Regions from separate parts of the Mus musculus genome. Here region 1 is linked to region 2. The links are chromatin loops, found by intact Hi-C in ENCODE. Cell type or tissue: gastrocnemius. All regions are shown on one strand.

What was found. A loop is a pair of places that touch in the nucleus more often than their neighbours do. Peaks named below come from ENCODE experiments on the same cell type or tissue, not always from the same donor. Only the 100,000 strongest peaks of a DNase experiment are listed, where the experiment ranks them.
Region 1: it touches region 2 in a loop (10-fold over the local background); 2 of 42 quality-filtered maps call a loop at or near these places.

What each region holds. Positions count from the first base shown.
Region 1 is chr15:75,315,218-75,320,217 of GRCm38, reverse strand. No RefSeq gene overlaps it. Among named protein-coding and RNA genes, the nearest start is that of Ly6f, 49 kb to the right of the region's middle. In gastrocnemius, a CTCF peak has its summit at 2,770 (motif pointing left); a DNase peak (open chromatin) is centred at 2,762.
Region 2 is chr15:75,676,602-75,681,601 of GRCm38, reverse strand. Top1mt (DNA topoisomerase 1, mitochondrial) reads left to right here and starts at 2,802. Exons shown (of 14, transcript NM_028404.3): 1 at 2,802-2,949. The coding sequence starts at 2,846. In gastrocnemius, no CTCF peak of the experiment used is centred here; DNase peaks (open chromatin) are centred at 2,152, 2,480 and 2,846; H3K4me3 peaks cover 1,488 bases; H3K27ac peaks cover 1,513 bases.

The DNA of each region.
Region 1 (5,000 bases), 360 kb after region 2:
CAACATGGACTTCCACTCATTCAGGCTGACCTGGCTACAGCTGCTGCTGAATGCCAGATCTGTCAACAGCAGAGAGCAACACTGAGCTGAAGTTATGGTAGTAATCCTAGAGGTGACTAGCCTCCAACCTGGTGGTAGCTTGACTACATTGGACCACTTCCTTTGTGGAAAGGCCAATGTTTTGTGCTTACTGGAGTAGATACTTATTCTGGTCATGGATTTGTCTTTCCTGCACATGATGTTTCTGAGTTAACCACCATCTGTGGACTTACCAAATGCTTATTCATCTGTCTTAGTCAGGGTTTCTCTTCCCGGACAAAACACCATACCAAGAAGCAAGTTGCAGAAGAAAGGGTTTATTCAGCTTATACTTCCATACTGCTGTTCATGACCAAGGAAGTTAGGACTGGAACTCAAGCAGGTCAGCAAGCAGGAGCTGATGCAGAGGCCATGGAGGGATGTTCTTTACTGGCTTGCTTCTCCTGACTTGCTCAGCCTGCTCTCTTATAGAACCCAAGACTACCAGCCCAGAGATAGCACCACCCACAAGGGGACCTCCCAACTTGATCACTAATTGAGAAAATGCCTTACATTCATATCTCATGGAGGCATTTCCCCAACTGAAGCTCCTTTCTCTGTGATAACTCCAGCCTGTGTCAAGTTGGCACACAAATCCAGCCAGCATACCATCCTCCTGGTATTCCACACAGTATTGCTTCTTACCAAGTAACTCATTTCACAGCCATAGAAGTCCAATATTGGGCTCATGATCATGGAATCTGGTAGTCTTACTATGTTCCCCATCATGTTGAAGCAGCTGTTCTGATAGAAAGATGGAATGGCTTTTTGAAGACACAGTTACATGCATCCATGGCAGTGGCATGGAGGGCAGGGGCACAGTTTTTTAGAATGAAGTATATGCTTTGAATAAATATCTGATATATGGCAAAGTTTCTCCCATAGCCATGATCCATGGTTCCAGGAATCAAGGGATCGAATAATGGAATAGTTCCGTTCACTATCACTCCTAGTGACCCTCTAGGAAATTTTTTTCCCTGTCTCCTCCACTCTAGGTTCTGCAGGCCTAGAAGTCTTGGTTCTTGAGGGGGAGTGCTCCTACCACTAGCCACCACAAACATTCCATTGACCTGGAATCTCAGACTTCCTCCTGGTCATTGTGGGTCTCTAATATCCCTAAACGAATGGAATAACCGTGTTATGAGGGGCAATATATATCCAGATTTCAATGGGGAAATTGGATTGCCTTTTCACATTGGAGGTAGGCAGGATTATGTCTAGAGTGCAAGAGATCCCTTAGGGTGTCTCTTAGTATGACCATGTCCTGTGATTAGCATCAATGGGAAACTACAACAGCTTAATCCAAGCACGATGACAAAGGATGCAGACTCATCAAGAATGAAAGATTGCGTCACACCTCCAGGGAAAGAGCCAAGATATGCTGAGGTTCTTGCAGAGGATAGTGGAAATACAGAATGGGCAGCAGAGGAAGGTAGTTATAAATACATGCTAAGGCCACGTTACAAGATGCAGATATGAGGATTGTAAAGTAATATGAATTTTTCTGTTTTATTTTGTTAAGAATACATTTTTCTTTCTTCCAATTTCTTGGATGTCAATTAATATTTAAGTTGAGATACTAAAAGAATGTTCCCAAGGAACATTGCCCCATTTTAATTTACAAATGCATTTGCGATTGTACAAGGAACAGTTATATCATGATAGGAATATTCATGTCCTTGTTATTGTTTCAAGAAGACATGAGATATTATTTGTGTCAAGTTGACAAGGCATGGGTTCTAGTGTCTATAACTGGTTGTCAACTTGACTATATCTCAGAGTGAACTACCATCCAGAATTGGAAGGCTCACCTGTGACCCTCATCTGGAGGCTTGCAGATACAAGTTTCTGACCTGGATCTTGGTATGGAGATCTTTAGGCATAGTGACTTGAATCCCAGGAGACTAAGGCAAGGAGATCACTGACTTCAAGCTCATCTGGGACAAAGCAAGTCCCAGAAGCAGCCATCAGTGCACACATCTTTAATCTGGGCCATAACTTCTGCTGGAGATTGGACATAATTGCATTGGAAGATGGAGGCTTCCCTCTCTTCTTGGTCTGCTTGCCTTGTGGGACAGTCACTGCTTAATCTTTGGACTTCCATTCACAGCTGCTGATGCCGATTGTTAGGAGTTGGACTACAAACTGTAAGTCATCAACAAATTTCATTACTATATAGAGACTACCCATGAGTTCTGTGACTGTGGAGAACCCTGATTAATACAGAGGTTAATACAGAGTTTCGGTCCATTTTAATCAAGATGGGAGCATGGCAGCATCCAGACAGATGTGGTGTTAGAGGAGTTAGAAGAAGACTGACTTCTAGGGATCTAGTAAGAGGGTCTTAAACCCATGTCCATAGTTTCACACCTACTGCAACAAGGCCACACCTCCTAATAGTGTCACTCCTTGTGTCAATCATATAAAAGCCAGCACAAACATATACACACAACTGAAGATAATTCAAAGCAGCTTTTTAACCTTCAAATTTCAGCCTCATGTGTTGCATATCTGAGTCCCCAGTGTCCCTGTTGTTATGGATTTATTGCCACGGGACTATTAACTAAGACAAAATGATGCCATTAGAACAGACCTTACCCAACTGGAATGATCTTTGAAAGAAGAGATCAGGGCATGGAGATGTGCAGAGATAACGACCTTCTGTGGGAGTATATGCCACCTCCTGGACAAAGAGGGGAACTACTTCTGTCCACAAGCTCTTGGGCTCTTGCCTCCAACCCTCTGTAAGCCAGTCTGGCCTTGAACTTGAGGTCCTTCAGTACTGGGATCACAGGTGTGTTCTCCACACCCTGCTTTCCACACCCTCTATTAAAGAATTTACCTGGAAAGGCAGAACCCTCAGTAAGGTTTTGTAATAAGTAAGAAGAGCTAAGGGGAAAATATCAGCCAAAATGCAGGATTTGAGGTCAACACACAAAGCCAGGGATGTTTGTTATTGACTAGTAATAAAGAGCAAGAGGACGTGAAGGGAACAGTTGTTTTTTCAACAGCCTGAAAAAGTAGCACTCACCCAGGAATAAGTTTAAACAAGGTGGCACAAGCCTGGGACATTAAAAGCCATGAAAGAAATGAAGGCAGGCCTAAATAAATGGAAGAGTATTCAATGCTTAAAATTAGAAATGGTAATTAATTAATTAGGTATTAATTGTATATGATTATGTACACACATGCATGTCACAGGTACATGTGCGGAGGTCACAAGGCAACTTATAAGACTTCTCCTACCCTATAGATCCTAGTGCTCAAAGTCAGCTTGTCAGGTGGAGAGTGGCAAGAGAGGAGAGAAGTAAGGAAGGGAGGGAGGAGAGGGAAGGGATGAAAAGGGCTAGGATTGGCTACTACTGAAATTCACATGAAATTGGGAGAGTCAGGATTTGATTGGGCAATTCTGTAATCCCAGGACTCTGAAGGCAGGGCAGGAGGATCAAGATGTTCAAGAGCATCCTCAACGTCGTAGATGTTCCTGGGTTACTTGAGATTGTGTTTAAAGGAAACAAAACAAAAAACAAAACAAAACAAAACAAAAACCATTGTAATACAAACAGACAGACAGGAGCAAGTAGAATGCAGAAGCCCACACTCATGTCCATGCTGGGTGATTTTTAAGAGAACTGCCATGTCTGTCTGTGTCAAAAACAAGAGTGTTTACACAGCTGGTTCTGGGTCAGCTGGGTACCATCAGACTTGAGTGATCCTAACCTCAAACACCACACCAAAAATAATAAAATAAAATGCAATAAATAAAATCAACTGAACTATATTCACAGTTCCATCTCAAGAGCTAAGCAGTCACTCAATAATAAATTCTTCGGCTTGTAAGGAGGAGAGCTGCTTAATTTTCAGACTTTGTGCTTCTTCGTTTCAGATTATGCCCTTCAAAGAAAGCCACTTAGAACCAGCCCAAAGCCATTGTCATCATCACTCATCCAGACCATAAACTTGCTGGCTGTCATGCTAAATTCTGTCCTAAGGGCACTCCTCTGCAGTTGAATTTGGGATTGAACCTCTTCTGCCTTGTCATAGAAGCTTAGCCTGCAAGTATAAGTGTCTCCCTAACACTCCTGCCTTATTTAGAAAGATGAGCTTTGGGACTCTCACTTCCTCTTTTCCTGGCATACAATAGCAGTTTCTTGGGAGAAACCCACTGTGTTCAGTTACAAAACTACAGTTGTTAAAAAACAGGAGAACTCCATGGACATAGATTTGGTGATGGTGTCTTATACCAGAATACAAGCGATAACAGAGACCCTGAATTTAAGAATAAAATTCTTGAGTGGGTTGTGGTTGTGCTGACATGCAGTCCCAGCACTGGGGACATTTGCCTGCTTATAGTAAGGAGGGCCATGGGCTCTGAGCCACTGCAACCCATATCTTTTATTTAGAAACAGGAAAAGGATGGTGATGGCAGGAGCAGCAGCTGGAACACAGGGTTTGTTGGATATGTGTTTAAGCCTGACTGGAGTACAGAGCAAGTTCCAGGACAGCCAAAGCTACAGAGAAAACATTTTTCTCAAACAAACAAACAAACAAACAAACCAAAAACATGAAGGAAAACAAAACACAAACCAGGAAAAGTCTTAGCAGGCTGCCTCCTTCCCTGGCTTTCTGAATGGCAAGCACAAGTCCACCATGGTACCTGCCCTTCTGCCTTCTTAGTTCTCCAGCACAATGGTCCAATCCTAACTGCAAGGTCCTCCCTCCCCCAACTCCCATACAAATCTGGCTAAGTCTTACACAAGAAATATATTGACCTGGAGAATGTAAGAACCAAAAATCTCTCTTTTCAGGATGCCAGCTAGAAGGAGCTGAGGAATGGTAAAATACTTCAGTCCACATCTGACACACCTTGCCACTGTGCCTGCAGCCAGGCCTGAGAGGAAGCAAGGACTGGTGTCAGGAGG
Region 2 (5,000 bases):
AAGTTTATTTACCAATGCTGTGTGATTCTGTAAGAAATATCTAGTCCTAGATATTTAGAAGTGGCTGATGTATTGATTGTCTAAGATCAAGTGTAGAAGTACTTGATACATTTTTACAGTAGAAATAGAATCACACCGTGTAAATAGCTTTTTAAAATTATATTGTCATCTATTATGTATGCGTGTGCGTCATGGTATGCTTATGGAGGTCAGAGGTCAATTTTGCAGAATTGATTCTCTGCAACCTTTACTCGGGTTCTGGGATGAAACTCATGTTATCAGGATTTATCCACTGAGCCATCTTGTTGGCCCCTTTTGTAAATGACTCTTAGAAACTTGGAAAGCGCATGCTTTGGCACTTGGGCAATGGGATGGTCCAACCACCTCTGAGAACAGTGTGCTGTTTGTACTTGGTCAGGTGTTGGGGTTAGGGGGAAGGAGGAGGAGGGTCCCGTCACTGATACTCCTTGGCGTATGCTAGAAAACTTCAGCTGTCCATGACCCTGTGTGCCATGTGCGGCTAATTGATGTCTTCTTGTACATGTTACACACTGAGGTGGCTGATGTGTGTGACCTGAAAAGGCCAAGAGAGAAGAAAATGGCAGGTTAGGTGGGAACACAGAGTCGGGAGACTGGAGTCAGGGTGTGGTAAGTCTAAACTGGAGACTTTGGGCCCTTTGAGAGAGAAGAAAGGGAAGGCAGTGGTAGGTCGGGAGAAGACCACAGGAGGGGGGAAAGCGGTGTGTGTGGGATGAGGGGAGGCCCCCGGTGTGTGTGTGTGGGACTGGACCTGGACATAGAGCCTGCCCAGAGACATATGTGCTGTGAGAGTGATCTTGTTAGGTACTGCCAAGGCTGGTGCAGCATGCAGAACCAGGGAGGCAGTGCAGCAAAGAGTCTCAAAGAGATTACAATAAGCTGGGAGCTACAGGGGACGAGTCTCAAAGAGATTGGCCGGAATACAAGCCAGGCGATCTGGGGAACTTTGAGAGGAAGCAGAGAAAAAAAAAATCTGCATGGGGAGGGCCGGATAATAAGGAAACAGTGAGAGCCGTTGGCAAACCTCAGGGCCATGGTGGGGCAGTTTTCTGTGCTGTGGATGGTTGGGGAGGTGCGAGCTGAAATTCAGAGGAGCCTCGCTTGAAGTGGAGCTTCAATGGGTGTGCGTTCACATGCACACAATGTGTGTGTGTGTGTGTGTGTGTGTGTGTGCGCGCGCGCGCGCGCAAATGAAGACCAGAGGACAACCTCAGGTGTCAGTCAACCTACTGGAACTCACTAATTGGCTAGGCTGGCTGGCCATCAAGCCAGCCTGTCTCTGCCTGTCTCTGCCTCCCCAGAGCTGAGGTTACAAGAGTGTGCCACCTTGCTTTTCAACATAGGTGCTAGGGCTCAAACTCAGACCCTTATGCTGGTGCAGCAAGCACTCATTGGCTGTGCCATCTCTCCAGCTGCTGCAGTGGAGTTTTGAGCTGTGGGTTTCAGGGGCGCCAGGGAGAGAGGCGGTTGAAGTCTCTGAGTGTGTATGTGTCTGCCTCGCTCTTATCAGACTTTCTGGAGGAGGTGCTGGAGGAGGCTGAGATTCAGAGAAATTAAACTTGTCTAGTAAAGAGCAGATGGTGGACTCCCACAGGCAGACACAGGCCATTGTAGCCCATCAAGTTGAGGAAAGCGACGTGAAAACGCTTGTATGTTACTCGTAATGAGATGGTTGCATTGAGTTTGTATTGAAGTCAAATGCCCCTGCTTATCCTGAATTGTGGCTTCTACACAATGAAGCCCTCCCCACCCTCCAGCTCTCTGTTGGCGGCTACGACGTGTGAGTGGACACTGCTGTCACAGAACAGCCTTATGACGGACTTTGGGCTCAGGAGGTCTGACTGTCAGCTCCAGCATTCATCATCATCTACCTGAAATTCTTCCTCAAGCCTGGTCTCAGTTGCAAACAGGGCTCCTTTTACCTGCTATGAGGATATGAACGCTGTGAGGCCATGCTCCCCAACTGTCACAACTCCAGCTGGTCTTCAAGGGTACAAGGGTCCTGGACAGCCAGCTACAGACCTGGAATGCCCAAAGTCTTGCTGGTCTGTTGATCATACTCAGCAAACTTTTTGTAGTACTGGCCGTGTCCAGCAGGGGGCCCACTAGCCTCTCCCCGGCTCTGTTCCTGCCTCGGGCCGCTAGATGTCAGTAGGAATCCAGTGAGTTGGTAACCGTGGGCGGGACCTACAGGATAGGCTAGCTCTTTCTTGCTGGTCTCCGTCTCATTTTTTACCTTTCCTGTTCACCACTTTCTTGCAGGCCTGTGTGCTGTTTCAGTGGAAATACCAAGGCTGCCTGCTGCTGGCTCGGGGAGCAGCTGTCCGCGGATTAGGAGATTTTTGTTGCTTGGTACAAATGTCTTGAGATCTTGGTACACATGTCTTCAGATCTGAATGTGTTGAAGGGGGGAGCCTATGGCTTATGGCCCTGGTCTCTTGGCGGCGAGCCTAGGCAACAGCAGTTTTTGCAGGACTTCCAGTGCTGTTGGTCAGTCGCCTAGAGGAAGTTGCTTTGAGCAGGGCAGCTGGTGTCTGCAACTGCGTCCTCCTGGAGGTGTGGGTACTCGGTGTTTTGCCACTTAGATGGGTAGATAGGGCCCTCTGACCAAGTGTGTCTACTCATGACTTCCTCAGGTTGCCATGGCAGGTAGAAGCGCTGGGAGAGGGGCAATGCTCGGCCCTGGCTGGGGACGCCTTCCCAAGGTGGGCGGGCAGGGCGGGACTCCTGGACGTGTGGGGGCGGAGCTCTGTCAGAAGGGCGTGGCCTCGGAAAGCGGGCAGAGCCCACGCATGCACGCACACGCATGCTGCTGCTGTGGCTCAGAGCCCTGTGCCGGCGTTTCCAGCATGTCCCCTGCCGCGTCCCTTCCTGTCAGGTGTCCCGGGTCGCGAAGGCGAACAGAGCCGGGTAAGGCGGGTGGGACGGAGCTCAGGCGAGACAGGGCTCAGTGACTTGCCTAATCCTGCTCCTGTGCCGGGCCACACCGGACACATTGGGAAAAATCGGTCACCCATGTAATTGGGTCTGGGCCTCCAGGCTGCCGCGTTTGGTTTGGAGGAGGTCCCTTTGGAGTGTGGTTCCCAGATTCCCTGATTGGTCTCAGGCCCACTCCACGATTCTTACACTCTTTGTCACGTGGCCTTAGCTTTCAATACCTACCTTACGTCACCAGCCTGCCCCGAGGGACTTCCTAGGGGTTGGGATGGCTGTCCAGGCTGAGATTATATGTGAGATTCTGATTTTTCAACCTTTCCCTCGTGTACTGAGGTTCCCGGAAGCGCCCAGCTCTGGGTTGTGGGATTGTTGCTCACAGCACTTGGGGAGCGGGGATGTCCTGGTCTAATCGCCCGAGTGGTGGGTGGGTTCACAGCGAAGACAGCCCTTCCAGGGCCAGCCATTACAGCTGACCTGCTGACCTGCTTTTGATAGCTCAGCCCCGGACTGGGGCAGCTAAGCTCTTAGGCTCTAGAAATTCCAGGGGAAAGACAGGGCTGTCCTGACTCTCCAAATGGGGCTGAGTTGTGGCCTCTAGGAGAAGACACAGGGCTTCACAGCAGGACATCGGGGTAACTTCCTTGATACTCTTCTCCAGTGGGACAAAGGAATGTCACCCACGCCACGCCACGCCACAGTAGTTGTTTATAGCCCCAATCTCAGTGTCCTTGTCTGTGAAATGGGGATGGCCGTAGACTTCGCCTAGCAGTTTGGGTAATGAGCTTGCCGCTCAGTGTAGGTTCTGAGGTGCTTGTCCACATTTTATGACATCGAATTGGGCTGAATGTTGGAGGAAAGCTGCCTGAGTCGTGTCACGAAGCACTTCTGCATGCAGCCACCGAACTGTTCCCCACCTAGACCCACATGAGAAGCGGAATGGGATTTAAACCCCTATCTCTGGGAACCTTTGGCCACCACTTTTCTCTTTTTCCCTCCTGCATGGTTCATGGGACACCTCTCACCCCTCACACCCCTCAGGCATCCAAGTTCTGGCTACTTTGCAAGAGCTGCTCTGTTTATGAAGCCCGGCCCGCTCCTTACTTTCTGAGGGCACACCTGGAATTGTTTACTGGCTCAGGACATGGTCCCTTGTCCCCTGACCTCCCCACCTATGCTCACTTTCAGGCATTGTAGCTCCACCACACCTGGTCCCTTCTTTGCAGGAAGAGCGAGAAAGGCCCTTTAAAAAACTATTTGTCTCGGGGCAGCGGTGCTGCACGCCTTTAATCCCAGCACTGGGAGGCAGAGGCAGGCAGATTTCTGAGTTCAAGGCCAGCCTGGTCTACAGAGTGAGTTCCAGGACAGCCAGGGCTACACAGAGAAACCCTGTCTCGAAAATTAAAAAAAAAAAAAAGTCAAACCAGACATGATAGTTTATACTTATAATCCCAGCACTTTGGAGGCTGAGGCAAGAGTGCGTCAAGTTTGAGGTCAGTTTGGGCTACACAACAAACAAAAGTAACATGCTCTTTATTTTCCTGATCCTTTCTTTCCTCAAACCAGTAGGCCTCTTGCCTCTCACAGGATACAGAGTTGAGCCAACAAGGCCCACCAGGATGGCTGCCTGGAAGCCCAGCATGTGCCTGGAAAACCCTCACCCAGGTTGTAGGAAGGCTCATGTCTGAGTCTTCCTCCTCCCTTCCTGCCTGATGCGCCCCTGGGATTGCTCATGTGTCCGTTCTGATAGCCGAGTCCTTACTGCTAAGAAACCACCCATGCCCTGTCCAGCCCTCTCCCAGGATCTCAGTATCCCGATTACCTTGGTGTCTGCGTCCCAGGCCCTGGTGCAGTGCTGGCCTAGGACAGACTCAGATGAACAGGCCAGGAGAGTTCATGTAGTTAGGTTGTGGCCTCATGCTGGGCTGTGCCCTACTGGCTCCAGAGTGGGCCTAGCCTGGGAGAGGATGCCCTGTGTTGGGAGGATCGGGAGACAAACTGCGCGGACCTTGCAGAGAGCCAGCCAG